Linked DNA regions of Mus musculus: region 2 is linked to region 1. A link is a contact called in ENCODE POLR2A ChIA-PET data. All regions are on one chromosome and are shown on one strand. Each heading gives the region's core, a stretch centred on a gene start or an enhancer-like site at or near the end of the contact. The rest is flanking DNA. Distances are from core to core; before and after follow the strand shown. Region 1 holds the start of Aldoa (aldolase A, fructose-bisphosphate). Region 2 holds the start of Taok2 (TAO kinase 2).

The links. ChIA-PET counts read pairs that join two places held with the same protein, here RNA polymerase II (POLR2A).
Region 2: POLR2A ChIA-PET joins it to region 1 with 15 read pairs in embryonic stem cell. The contact joins the promoter of Taok2 here to the promoter of Aldoa in region 1. POLR2A ChIA-PET finds 5 or more read pairs at or near these places in 3 of 5 experiments (Patski and embryonic stem cell).

What each region holds. Positions count from the first base shown.
Region 1 is chr7:126,793,891-126,801,331 of GRCm38, reverse strand. Aldoa (aldolase A, fructose-bisphosphate) reads left to right here and starts at 2,078. Exons shown (of 9, transcript NM_007438.4): 1 at 2,078-2,287; 2 at 3,556-3,688; 3 at 3,784-3,995; 4 at 4,424-4,478; 5 at 4,577-4,737; 6 at 5,032-5,115; 7 at 5,208-5,382; 8 at 5,520-5,719; 9 at 5,818-6,098. The coding sequence starts at 3,577. The coding sequence ends at 5,913.
Region 2 is chr7:126,881,697-126,888,684 of GRCm38, reverse strand. It overlaps Taok2 (TAO kinase 2), which reads left to right and starts at 3,718. Exons shown (of 16, transcript NM_001163775.2): 1 at 3,718-4,779. It overlaps Tmem219 (transmembrane protein 219), which reads left to right. Exons shown (of 6, transcript NM_026827.1): 6 at 2,370-2,466.

The DNA of each region.
Region 1 (7,441 bases), core at 829-3,328:
GGAGGAGATATTATAGTTTGGTTTCATGCCAGCAAGAAAGTCCAAAGCCCAGAAATTATCTTCATGAGGATTGAAACATGTTTCTGGTCCTGACTTCCTCTAGGTTGCATAGGGCTTTGAGAGTATAGTATACCTACTATGTGCGCATACACACACGCGCGCGCGCGCGCACGCGCGCGCGCACACACACAGGACCCAGTGGGACAGATACTTTATCACTGCTGCTGTTCAGCATGGAGGGTGCTTCCTTTCCAGTGCTTTGTCTCTCCGTCCCACTGGGCTGGTGGGTGGGTGCTCCTCAGCCCCTCTGCTTACCCACCTCTCTCTTCTCCTTTAGGGTTGGGCCCCTCGATGCCCTGGCTGCTGCCCACTGTGTGACTGTGCCTGTGCCTGCCAGCTCCCAGACTGCCAGAGCCTCAACTGCCTCTGTTTCGAGATCAAGCTCAGATGAAAGATGGGGCTGGGGACGTTGTTCTTTGGGGAGTGGCCAGTCCCCAGGGCCCCCTCTATGATCCTCAGGACATCATTACTGGAGCTACTGCACTGGAGCTATGGATGGCAGGCCCAGCCTAATTACCTGGGAACCTTGAGTTCTCTGAAAGGCAGGATTCTGAGAGCCCTTGGACCGCTGAAAAGGGCCTGATGCTCTGGCCAGTGCCCCTGCCTTTCTTCCTCTCCCTTCCCTGATAAACTATTGTATGTGAGGGTGAGGATGCAGGACATTGCTCACCCAGGCAACAGTGTGGGAGGTTTCTGCCAACCTGGACTATCAGGATAAAGGGATGGCCAGCCACACCCTGCCTTTAGACTCCTGGTTATTTTAAGAGGTGAGTATCCTGCCTGCATCTGCTCTCCTTTGGAAAAAAAAAAAAAGTACAACCACCAGCAGGCACCAGAGTCAAGGGAGGAGGGAACCAGAGGAGGCAGTGGGAGGCAATATCTAGATGTTTTCCCTTCTTGTTCTGCCTTACAGATCCTGGACCTGAGACTGATTTCTTGACTAATTTCACTGTATTTCCAAGGAAGAGGTTCCTCTAAAGACCGGTGAGTGAGCAGTGGCACCTCCTCCTCTCAAGGCAAACCAAAGCTGCCTCTTCTTCACCCCCCACGCAGGGATGAATGTCAGGAGCCTCAGGTTTCCCTAAATATAGGTCCCGGCCGCGGGATTCGTGGTGGGGAAAGGGCAGGGGTTACCGAGAAGGTCTGGGACACTGGTGCGGGGGTGTGTAGGGGAGGGGTGGGGAGTAGGAGCTGCCTTAAAACCCAGCCCTGGACTGCCGGGCTCACTCTCTGCTGACCGGGCTCTGCGGCTTCTGTCACTGCGCCACAGGTGGGCCGCTATCCGGATTGCAGGATGGGAATGGGGGTTGCGGATTGGGACCTGAGGAAACTGAGTGCTCTGAGAGTTACAGGGTGACAAGAGAGCTCCGAGACGGATTTTTTTATTTTGGAGAAGGAAATCAGGTTCGGGAAAGACCTGTCTGGCTTGGGCCAGTCCTTGTCGGTCATTTCCTCAAACTGGGTGTGTTTAGCTCGCGGGTGGTGCCTCCCGCCAATCTGCTAGGCAACGCCAGGCCTGGATACGCCACTCAGTTCCGATGTGGCCGGCACACTAGTTCTGGGAGGTTTTGCCTGCGTACCATGTCAGCTGCGCCGTGCTCTGGCCAGGGAGAGATGGAACGCGCCCTGCATTTTAGTCAAGCGACGAAGCAGGCAGGCAGGGAGGCTCCGAAGCTCTGCGTTCTTAGCAGTGACGTCAGGCTGCAACTACACAGCCGGAAGCCAGGGGTCTTGGAGGAGAGGCCAGCCACCATCTCACTCTGACCCCCTCCCTACTCTTCGCCAACCCACATTCCGGCTGAGTCACGATGTTCGCGCGCGCGCCAGGCAGGGGTTGGGGGGGGGGGTGTTGGGGGGGGGGGCCTGGTGACCTGCGGGATGTGGCTCGAGTCACGTCCTAGCGGGGCGGAGGAGGGATCGTGTTCTAGCCGCTTGTCTCCTCCCCAGTGCCGCCTCCTATCGGAGCATCTTGGGGCGGTGCTGCGCACAGTGCCCACCTTCAATTGGACGGTTCCCGTCCCTGCAAGGGAAAAAACCTGCAGAGGGCGGAGCGGCGCCTTTAAATGTCCGGGGCCCCGCCTCCCGTCCCCCCCAACCCAGCTGAATAGGCTGCGTTCTCTTGGAACGCGCAGCAGAACGAGGTTCTGGTGACCCTAGCCGCGTTCGCTCCTTAGTCCTTTCGCCTACCCACCGGCGTACCAGGCAGACCCACCCCGTCCTGTGCCAGGTGAGCGCCATTTGACACGTGCTCGGGGAAGGGTCTATGGGGTTAGGATCTTGGGCCGGTGGCGGGCAGTGCAGAGCCGTCTTCCCCACGGCCCCTCACTTCTCCTTTTTCTACCCCCACGCTTGCCCCCAGCCCGGGTTCTCCGGCCTGCGCCCTGGCGGTTCGCTGCGCCACGCAGCAACTCAGCGCGCTGAGTCATGCCGGGGGAGGAAGCAAGATGAGGTGGAAAAACAGACCCCTCTTTATTTTTGCAAAAACTCTCCGCTATGCAAAGCATCAGGGTCCCATTTCCTATTCAAGAGATCTCAAGAAGCGATGGGGAGACGGGGGCGATCGGCTCTTACACCGTCTCAGGATTTACGCGATGGGGTGGAGGAAATTGGTTTCCTTTCGGGGGAGCCCCAGGAGAGAAGGCTAAACTCCTCAGCTGCAGTACTCTGTTGCCCATTAACACTTTACTATCTTTCCTTATCTGTGACCTTGATTCTGAGTCTGGAACCGCTGTAGCGTAGAAGTGCACGTGCCTCGTACATCCTTTCCCTCCCCTTCTAACAGTATGGAGGCAAAGGTTTCGTTCTACCTGGGCTCCATAGCCCCTTTTCTGTGCTTCTGATGGCCCTGTGTTTTTCCTAATAATTAATCCTTTTCCTCGAGCTCCTCCCCCGCAACCATCACGAAGAGAGAAGCCTGACCTTGGGGTGTCCTTGAAGCCTGGGCCGGCCCTGGGTGGATTAGAAGGGGCCCCCCCACCTCAGTCGGGAAATCTTGGTTCTCTCTTAACTCTCGCCTTTGGGTTGCTATGTGGCTTTGAGCACAGATCATTTCTTTCTTGGGCTCTTTCAGATGAGGGTATTAGGCTCTCTGCCCTATTCGTGATCCTTAAATTCTAAAATATTCCCGGTTCAATTTTGTTTCTAGGCAAGGTGACCCATGGCAACGCGCAGGCCAGATGGGTCCAGCTTCAACATGACCCGCCTGTCCCTGGCTCTGGCTTTTTCCTTTCCCCCAGTTGCCAGTGAGCAACCCCACTCTGAGCTGGGCAACACCCAGCAACAGACAGAGTTAGGAAAGGTACAGGAAGAGGCAGGTCTAGTATAGGGAAGTCGGGAGTAGGGGAGAGCTCTGGGACAGGAAGTATCCCAGGACCCTCAGGGAGTGGGGCAGGGGAGGTGGGGGCTAGTGCCCTGGCCTCCAGGGAAGCTTTGTTACCGGGGAGACCATGGGATGGTCCAACTAAGCGCTGGTCTCTGTCTGCCTCCCTCACCCAGGAAAGCACTGCCACCGGCACCATGCCCCACCCATACCCAGCACTGACCCCGGAGCAGAAGAAGGAGCTGTCTGACATCGCTCACCGCATTGTGGCTCCGGGCAAGGGCATCCTGGCTGCAGATGAGTCCACCGGTGCGGTACAGGCAGAAGAAAGGGGGAGGAGGGACCCAAGGTTGGAGCTAGCAGGCTGATCCCCTTATCTCCCCACATGACCCTCCTCCCTTCAGGAAGCATTGCCAAGCGCCTGCAGTCCATTGGCACCGAGAACACCGAGGAGAACAGGCGCTTCTACCGCCAGCTGCTGCTGACTGCAGACGACCGTGTGAATCCCTGCATTGGGGGGGTGATCCTCTTCCACGAGACACTGTACCAGAAGGCAGATGATGGACGTCCCTTCCCCCAAGTTATCAAGTCCAAGGGTGGTGTTGTGGGCATTAAGGTAAGAGGGCAGACTCTGGGGGGGGGGTAAGATTAGAGGTGGATCTGGAGAAAGGGATTAATAGGTAGGGAGGGGGTGAATATTGGGCTAGCAGGCCTAGAGACTCAGGTGTGGATGTATTCAGCATAATTTTTTGTCAGTGTTTGGGGTGAACTTAGGTCCTTGTGCATGTTAGGCAAGCGCTCTGTTGCCAACTTAATGGTTTCCCTGTGATACAAGAAGGTGATTTCATGGTGAAGAAGTGAAAAGGTTTTCTCAGTGTGCAGTAGCACCAGGTCCCTCTAGTCCAGTTAACATTTCTCTCAAATAATACACATCTTTTCTCATAAATATTTGCAAGCCATGAGAGGCTACAGTGAAAGGTGAAGTTTGGGCTGGGTAGAGGAGACAGGGGCCATAAAGCTGACTGCTGGTCTCCTCCCTGGCAGGTAGATAAGGGTGTGGTGCCCCTGGCAGGAACCAATGGCGAGACAACTACCCAGGGTAAGAATGATCTGCCTGCCTCCTTCCCTTCTCCACCAGCTCATCAGAGTTCCAGAGTGAGTCTGATCAAAAGCCTTCTCTTTATTCTTCCCCTTCAGGGCTGGATGGGCTGTCTGAACGCTGTGCCCAGTATAAGAAGGATGGAGCCGACTTTGCCAAGTGGCGCTGTGTGCTAAAGATTGGGGAACATACTCCCTCGGCCCTGGCCATCATGGAAAATGCCAATGTTCTGGCCCGTTATGCCAGCATCTGCCAGCAGGTGGGATTGGACTACTTCCTAACACATTGATGCAGTGTGGGCTAGCTTTCTGTCTATCTGCCAGGATATCTGCCTCCCTCAGAGCAGCTGCTCTCAATACCCGCTGTGCGTCAGGCTCTTGAGTGGAGGCCCTCTGCAATGTAGAGGTGGCAACAGGTGTACAGGCAGATTGATAGGATTGCTTGTCCCCTGTAATCTGCTGAGGCCTTTGAAGCCTGGGTCTCTGTCATCAAGTTAATGGTGAGGAGGCTCCTAGTCAGGAGGCCTTGCCTCATTACCCTGTCCCTCCCACAGAATGGCATTGTACCCATTGTGGAGCCTGAAATTCTCCCTGATGGGGACCATGACTTGAAGCGCTGCCAGTATGTTACTGAGAAGGTAGGTTGCCCATCTGCTTGGTTAGGATAATGTGGTGGGCTGGGCCCCGCTGAGGTAATCCCTGTTTTCCACCTTTCCCTGCTGTGTTCCAGGTCCTGGCGGCTGTCTACAAGGCTCTGAGCGACCACCATGTCTATCTGGAAGGCACATTGCTGAAGCCCAACATGGTCACCCCTGGCCATGCTTGCACCCAGAAATTTTCCAATGAGGAGATTGCCATGGCAACGGTCACAGCACTTCGTCGCACAGTGCCCCCTGCTGTCACTGGTGAGGCCCACTCCCTCATCTTGGCCTGGTGAGGTGGATGCACCATCACATTTGACTTTGTCCAGGGTGACGCCTCATGGCTTTTCCTGCTCCGCATCTCTAATGCAGGTCCCTTTCCTTCTGTGCTTGTTCTCCAGGGGTCACTTTCCTGTCTGGAGGGCAGAGTGAGGAAGAGGCATCCATCAACCTCAATGCTATCAACAAGTGCCCCCTGCTGAAGCCATGGGCCTTGACTTTCTCCTATGGTCGAGCCCTGCAGGCCTCTGCTCTAAAGGCCTGGGGTGGGAAGAAGGAGAACCTGAAGGCAGCCCAGGAGGAGTACATCAAGCGCGCCCTGGTAAGGCAGGCAGGCAGGCGTGGAAGTGTGAACAGGTGCCTGGGCGGGGTGGGGAGGGACTCAAGAAGAGAATTCCTCTGATTCCTCTTCCCTTTTAGGCCAACAGCCTCGCTTGTCAAGGAAAGTATACCCCAAGTGGCCAGTCTGGAGCCGCAGCCAGTGAATCTCTCTTCATCTCTAACCATGCCTACTAACCAGAGCTGAACTAAGGCTGCTCCATCAACACTCCAGGCCCCTGCCTACCCACTTGCTATTGAAGAGGGGTCTTCAGGCTCTTTCCCATCACTCTTGCTGCTGCCCTCGTGTGCGGTGTTGTCTGTGAATGCTAAATCTGCCATCCCTTCCAGCCCACTGCCAATAAACAACTATTTAAGGGGGAGTCTGTTGTTCATGTCTTGTAGGGTATAGGGGAGGGCCTGAGGAAAGAGCCTTACTTTGGGTTTCTTCTTCTTGGACAGTAAAAGGAAGGGTTTTTTTGACCAGAGCTTTGAGAAAGGCATAGTATTATGGGATGTTCTTTGCCTACATCTAATTGAAGGTAACTTTTACCTAATTAATATTCAGTTTAAGCCAACCAAGGGCTTAATGAATACTTGGCAAGGATTGTATCAGGGCTAACACATTTATGCGTTTTTGGGGACTATGGAGCCTTTTGGAGAACGCAGAATCCTCTCCTGCAGTGACATAGGTATACAGCTCAACTGCAGAACTCTTGGGTTCCAGGTTGAGAATGGAGCCTCAGAGCTGCTGATGTTCCCTGGTGATAGAATAAGAAGCACATCAAACCATGGGCCATCTGTATTCTTGCCACATTATATTGAGTGTAGTCGGTGTGCTAGTGCACACCTTTAATCCCAGCACTCAGGAGGCAGAGGCAGGCAGGAGGCCAACCTGGAACTCACTACAAAGTGAGTTCCAGGACAGCCAGGGCTATACAGAGAAACCCTGTCTTGAAAAAAAAAAATTCTGCCTAAATGAATGGATACAGTGTATCTGCCTTTGGAGGCCAAAAGGAGTGTATCAAGTGCTAGCTTCTGGCAAGATAAGAAACCTTAAGGAGTGAGGGCTTCGGACTATAACTCAGTAGCAGAGTCCTTGCATGGTTACTCATGGTTGTGAGCCACCATGTGGGTGCTAAACTGCTGAGTTCTCTCTCCAGCCCCATCATACCTCTAGTAATTTATAGTGCTAGAGACTCTAAGTATAACTGGGGACGACTTAGATCTTAAGCATTTCCTGTTTCCTGCCTTCTCTGCCCTTCCTGTGCTTTCTGTTTTCCTTCCCAAGCATCTTTTTCTTTGACACTTTCGTTTTCAGTGATCTGCGTAGAATTGTCTTACTAGGAGTATCAAAGCATAGTCTCCACTGTCCTAATATTCCCATGTATTGGCCAATAGTCAAAGCTATGCGCAGGCTGTGGATAGAGCCCAGTGGCTGAGTACTCAAAGCTCTGGTTCCTTCCCCAGTGCTGCAAGGGAAAACTCAAATCCCTATGCTTCCCCAAACTTCAGCCTCCCATTTTACTGCTCATCACGTACTTGTAGCCTTGCTCTCTAGAATTCTGTAGCCCACACTGGCCTTGAACTCTCAAGATCTGCTTTCCAAGTACTGGGATGAAAGGCATGTGCTATTCTCCTAGCTTCTATGAGGCGATCCTTTTTATTTTATATACATTGGTATTTTAACTGAAATGTGTGTATGTGTGAGTGTTGGATCCTCTGG
Region 2 (6,988 bases), core at 2,469-4,968, 86 kb before region 1:
TCCACCCATGTGCCATGGTGTGCATGTGGAGGTCAGAGAGCCACTTGATGGAGTTGGTTTTCACCTCCACATTTATATAGGGTCAGGAGAATGAAACTCAGGTCACCAAACTTGCTTTCATGGCAAGAACCTTTATCTGCTGTGATATCTTGCTGGCCTTATTTTTACTATGAAATAAATAACTTTCATGTAAACAAAAACCATAAAAGTACAATTTGGTAAATTGTTATAAAGTGGACACTAATAAATACTAGCAAAAGAGAAAAAGACTGTTATCCGCAATGCAGATACCTCCCCTGCTGGGTTATGGTGGCACACACCTTGGATCCCCAAACTGAGGGGCATTTGGATCTCTGAGTTCGAGGCCAGCCTGGTCTGCAGAGCAAGTTCCAGGACAGTCAGGGCTACACAGACAAACCCTGCCTTGACAAAAGAAAAGAAAAAAAAAAAAAAAAAAAAAAAGGAAGAAGAAGAAGAAGAAGAAAACGAAAAGGAAAGATTGTTTTTCCCACATTCCTTGATAGCACCCTTGCTCTCCCTGTGAGCCATTCTCCTGCTTTATCCTGTTCAGTTATACAACTGATCATGGCAACTGTGTGATTAGTGACCGACAGGGTCAGAGTCAAGGAAGTCTATTGGAGGTGTGATTGATTATTGAAGCGAAAGCTCTCTCTAAGCATGGATATCGTTTGCTTTTATTTGTATTTTCATTTTTTAACTCCCTAAGGCCCCACTCTTCCATTTTTTTAAAGATTTACTTTTATTTATGTATATATGTGTGTGCCTGCAAGAGTTTATATGCATCATGTGTGCACAGGTGCCCAAGGAAGGCAGAAGAAGGTGGTAGATCCCTTAGCCCTTAGTGCTGGAGTTAGAGATGGTTTTCAGCTGCCAGATGTGGTTGCTGGAAATCAGTTCTGTTCAAGAGCAGTAAGTGCTTTTAACACAGAGCCACCTGGGCCTCCTTTTACTTTTTTTTGTTTGTTTGTTCTGAAACATGGTCTCATTTGTAGCCCCAGTGACCTGACGCACTGTGTAAACCAAGCTGACCTCAAAATCAGCGATCTACCTACCTCTGCCTCCCAAGTGCTGTGATTAAAGACTTGTACTAACACCACACAGGGCCTTATTTTTTAACTAGATATGCTTTCATACATATCTTCTGTGACTGATGTCTTCCAAGTAGTGTTCTGATTGTCAGACTCAGTGGAGCTGAACTTCACACGCCCACATGTCAGCAATGATGAATTAGGGAGCTCACATGTGATGATCTGCCCTAAATATGGAGTCTTCATTTTTTTTCCCTGAAACTTATTTAATATTTACTTACTCATTTTGAGACAGGATCTCATTGTGTAGTCCCGGCTGGCCTGAAGCTGGCTACGTAAGCCAGACTGGCTCCAAAGTTCCACTTGCTTCTGTTTCCTGAGTGCTGGGATTAAAGGCATGCACTACCACCCCTGGCAAAATTATTATTTTTTAAGTTTATTTATTTATTTGAGGAGGAGCCATGAATTTGTGTTTATGGAACAGCACATGTTTGGAAGTCATTCTCTCTTTCCATCCTGTGTATCCTGGGATTCAAACTCAAGTTGTCAGCCGAGTGACAGAGCCATCCGTTGGCCCTCCTGGAATTCTACTCAGACAGCTCCAGTGGATCTACTGAATGGGGATCCCTGGTACTGGTGTCTACTCTGCCAAAGCGCTTTATGCCTTCACTCAGTCACCAGGGCACATAGAAAACCGTTTTCTCTGCTAACTAGATCTTTGGAGGGAAAGAGCTTGGCAAATGTAGTAGATGAGGTCCTCATAGTACTAATACTACTAATTTACAACATCTCTCTTAGTGAATAAAAGCAATCCAGAACAGCTCTTCATCTTCTCTCTCTCTCTCTCTCTCTCTCTCTCTCTCTCTCTCTCACACACACACACACACACACACACACACACACACACACACACACACACGTTTGAGAGCTGCATGCTTTTCGTCCTGCTCCTAAGCCCTCCCCAGGTTCTGCTGGCCTCTGTGTGCTAGGACATCTCTGTGGGAGAAGCTGAAACAGCCTAGACTGTGGAATGAATCCAGCCCAGAGGAACTGGAAGCTCAGAGAACACTGCTAATTTTCCTTTGGGCCAGGCCTCACCACCCATCTTTTTACAATAGGAAACAGTGGAGCCTATTCACTCGGAAGTGGGAAAAGGCATCTAGCTTTTTGGCTGCTGGTTGATCCTAGAGTTCCAAGGCTACCCCAGTGGGATTGAGTGCCAGAACCTATCCCTAGATGTCGCTTCCTCTGATTTTTGAATCCTTGCAGAAATTCATCCAGGGGTTTTCTTACCTGTCCTGTTTTCTTCCTTTTCTCCAGGTACAGGTCAAGTTCTTGGGGCCCACTTCTGAGTTTAGAAGACCTATTACAAAAAGTGAAGAACTAGACTGTGGGAAAATAAATGGCTTTTGACTACTATTGTGTAAGGTACTTACTGGGGATTGGATTAAAGTAAATACTGGGGACTTTTCCTTGTTGACGTAAAAGAATTTTTTTGTTTTGTTTTTCGAGACAGTTTCTCTATGTATCCCTGGCTGTTCTGGAACTTACTTTGCAGACCAAGCTGGCCTAGAACTCAGAGATCCTCCTGCCTTTGCCTCCTAAGTGCTGGGATGAAAGGCACATGCCACCACTCCATGGGGGCTTTTCTTTCTTATTGGGTGTGCTCATGCCATGGCCCGTGCATGGGGGTCCCAGAGCAGTTGTGCTCTCTTCCTCAACCCTTGCATGGGTTCAGGGGATAGAACACAGGTTACCAGCCTTTTCTCAGCAAGCACATACTTAGTCATTTTGCTCCTGTCCAATTTTGTGGCACTGTGGGTTGAATGTAGAGCCTCGCCTACACTAGGCAGGCAAGCACTCTACCACTGAACAGGCTCCCCAGCCTTGTTTTGTCACGTCTCACTATAGAGCCCTAGCTGGCTTCAAATTCAGAGATCTGCCTGCCTCTACCTCTCAAGTTGCTGGGATGAAAAGCCTGGGCCCCCTGGCCTGGAACTCAAAATCTTTGGATGTCACCCTCTCTAGTTTCCTGATGATTAGCGTCTTGTTACCCTTGTTGACCTTAGTTTGAAATACAAGTTGGCATAGGTCACTTAAAACTGTGGCCGTGTTGGTGGATTTGCTTTGGAAAATATTTGTGGTTTTTTGTTCTTTGTTTGTTTGTGTGTCTGTTTGTTTTTTGTTTTTGATACTGGAACTCCATTAGGTTACATACCCTGCAGAACTGGTATCCTCCTGCCTCAGCCTCAGCTTGCTGAGTGCTGGAATTGTAAGCATTAATCTAGCACTATATACTCTTTAGACACACTGTGAACACAACTGTGCTACTTTGTCATTTGTTTTCTTCCATGAACTTAAATTGATGTTCTGTGTATGAAATGCTTAATGCGTTTTGGCAAGTTATACAATCCTACTGGACCTCAATTTTCCAGTAGGGATTTGACCCATTGGGTTTTCCGAACTTTGGCACATCGTTCTCGCACTTGGGAGCTCAGGTTTAGTTTAGATACTTGTGAACATAATAATGGTCCGGTTTCCCGCCTTTCCGGCGCCCAGCTGCCAGCAGCCTTGCTTTACTCCTTTCAGCCTTTACCCTGCACGCAGGCGCAGACCACAGCTTTCCTTCCTAGAGCACCCCCTCAGAGCTTCCCCTAGCAACAGGCTCAGTCGCAGCGCGAAAGCGTGGCGGGCGCATGCGCCACAGCTCTCTCCACCAGCAGTCCTTGGACCGCGCGCTTGGGCTCCACCCCAAGCAAGCCAAGCCTTTCTCCTCTCCTCTTCCCACCAAGGATCCGCGTGGCGGGGCGCGCGCGCACTTGGGCTCGAAGGCAGCTTGTCGTCTGGGCCGCGGCGGCTACTGGCGAGGGGCGGGGCTATTTCCTTTGGGGCCCCACCCCTTTGGCCCGGCGTGCATACCGCGCCTGCGCGCTCCCGCCCGGTCTCCATCTTGGAATTGGGAGGAAGAGAGAGAGGGAGAGAGAGGGAGGCCGGGACGAGAGCAGGGCTGTGGTGCGGTGAGAAGCTGAGACGAAAAGGAAAGGGAGTGAGGCACAGGGACCATCAGCAGCGCCTCCGCTACAGTCCTTCAGCTGTTCCGGAGAGAGAGGACGGGAAAGGGAGTAGGCCAGGGCTGGAGTAGGGGCTGTCACTCTCGGACCCCAGCCTTAGAGGGGCCGTGCAGCCGGGCGTCCTCGGGGTGGGCCCCTTGTCGTGGCCGAAGACCTGGGGCTCAGGCCCCTGGGTCCCAAATTTTGGGGCTTGGTCCCTTGTTTCTCAGATACCCAGGTATCAAACCCTCGTATATCAGATATCTGGGACCCAAAGTCCCAACCTTTACAAACCTGGGTCTCTGTTTTATAGAATTTAAAATACCTGGGATTCAGGACCCTGTGTGCACCAATATCCGGGGTTCATCCTCCAAGCGATCAGATATCGGACTCATTTTTAGCCCTTGCAAATATACGGGGCTCAGACCCCACAATCGGAAATCCGGGATTCAGCAACTGTCGCCCTCGAGTTGGGGGAGGACTGGACCGCGAGGTCAGATCAGGTTGTCACCCCCTCCCCTCCAGGGGAGGCTTCCCGGGCCCGCCCCTCAGGAAGGGCGAAAGCTGAGGAAGAGGTGGCGAGGGGGAAGGTCTCCTTGCCCCTCTCCCTGCTTGTCAGAGCAACTGGAGTACCCCAGGCGGAAGCGGAGGCGCTGGGGCACCATAGTGACCCCTACCAGGTGAGAGACATGGGTGTATGGGCATGAGCCCCTCTGGTCAGCTCCATGCCGAGAAGCTGGGGCTGGGTAGGCCCTCTCCTCAGGATAGGGATTCCTGTTGGGCCCATGGTCAGTCTCTGGCCAGCCCAGTCTGCTTCTGTTGCTACCTCTTCTCCCTTTCTCTTGCCTTCATTGTGTCTGGTTGAAGGGGTACTCTCAGGTGACAGGGCCTGTCTTGTCACCAAGGGTCACGCCCTAGGATGCTTAGCCAATCAAATGGCTTTCCACCTTTCTAGTCTTTATTAATTTTGCCCTCACAACCACCTCTTCATGATTTTATTATACTCTTTTTTTTTTTTTTTCCCCAAGACTGCTCTAGGGTGTTGATTCCCATGTAGGTGGACTGGCTTATTTATTTATTTAGATTGAGACAGCCTTTCTGTAGCCCTGGGTGGTCGATCTGGCCCTGGAGTCCAGTCTTTAACCTCTTTACAGTTTTGACTACAGGTGCAAGCCACCACACTGGGAACTTATATTTTTTTCTGGCTTGGTTTAGTTGGAGTTTTTGTCCTTGCAAAGGTGTGTGTGTGTGTGTGTGTGTGTGTGAGGGGGTAATATTTCCTCCAGCCCTGTCTCTTGCTGAGATGGTGTAAATAATCTCATATATTTGTCAAGTGACCTATCCTTTACAGAGCGCTTTTGCATACATTTTTTTCCATACTACATACTCCTACTCAACCTGTGGGAACTCTTATTATTGTCTTCCCATTTTACAGTTGAAAACATTGATGCTCAGCAAAGTTGTTCAAGGTCACTGAGTGACAGATTCAGGATTTTAACTCAAGTCTTGTCCCTGACTGGATACCCACTTCTTCTGAGCCTGGGCTTGATGAGGGACCCGCGGGGGAATGTATCAGGGTGAGGTTTAGAAATTGGGGGTGTAATGATCTTCCTCTCCAGAAGGAGCTTTTCCTGAGAGGAAGCTCTGCTTTGTGCTCTTCCTCATGGGTGTTTTTCTAACGTGACCTTCATTTTTACTCTGATCCCACACTTTGGCCCGTGTTCCAGAGATAGTTCTCTCTTCTAAAAAGTGATGGCTTTAGCCTTTTCTTAGCTGTTGAGTTAGAATGAGCCCCTCTCTGTGCCCCCTCGCTCCCAGGAGTAAAGCCTCTGGCAACTCTGGAATCAGAGAAGGAAAAGCCATTTGTTTGGTGTCTACAAAGTGCTCTGAGTATGAGTGAGATCTCCTGTAGCGGGATTTTGTAATCTCCTACCAAAGGACTGGTAAGCCACTTACCTGAAGCGCTTGCTGTAGGTTGCAGATGGGAGCACTGGTCAGTCAGTTTACCTGAAGCTCTTGCTGTAGGTTGCAGATGGGAGCACTGGTCAGTCAGTTTACCTGAAGCGCTTGCTGTAGGTTGCAGATGGGCGCACTGGTCAGTCAGTTTACCTGAAGCGCTTGCTGTAGGTTGCAGATGGGAGCACTGGTCAGTCAGTTTACCTGAAGCGCTTGCTGTAGGTTGCAGATGGGCGCACTGGTCAGTCAGTTTAGGGATTCTTTTGCAACGTGGGCTTTCGAAGGTGATTATGATTTAGCCCAGGCCACGGTGATTGCCCAAATGTTATTGTAAGGAAGGGGACCTGTACGATGTTTTTACAGTGGCTGCCACTCTTCATGGGGCCTGAGGTTCTGGGTTGGCAGTCTTAGGCTTGTTTCTGGTTAAGAAGTCATGAGGGTTCCCTTGGCAAGTTGTGATGCCCTGCCTTTTGTGTGGGTGTGTGGTGAGGGGTGGTTGCCACTATGCTCCAAGAGAAGAGGGCCTGCCTTGAGCAGACTAAGCAGCTGAGAGCAGCCAGTCCGTCAGTTGTGAGCCTTTCCCACCCTAAGGGCCTACAAAGAGTCTAGCTCCTTTTCCACCCGCCAGCTTCCAGTTGAGCTAAGGAGACAAAATTAACAGCATGGACAGGAAACAATGTGCCACAGAATATAATTATATGCTGAAATTGTTAGGTACTTTTAAGTAGCTAGAACTCTGCCTCAGGAGTCCAACTCTGCTGAGGGCTTTGTGTCCAAAATTCCCATTAGTCCTTTAAAAAGCCTATCCTAGAGTGTGCGTTCTGGTCCTGGTACCCTGTGGCAACTTTGCTTTGGAGTTTGTTTTTGAGTTTGCTTTGGAACGCCCACCCCTCAAGGGCTGGAATGATCTGGGAGGTTCTCCTAAAACAGGGA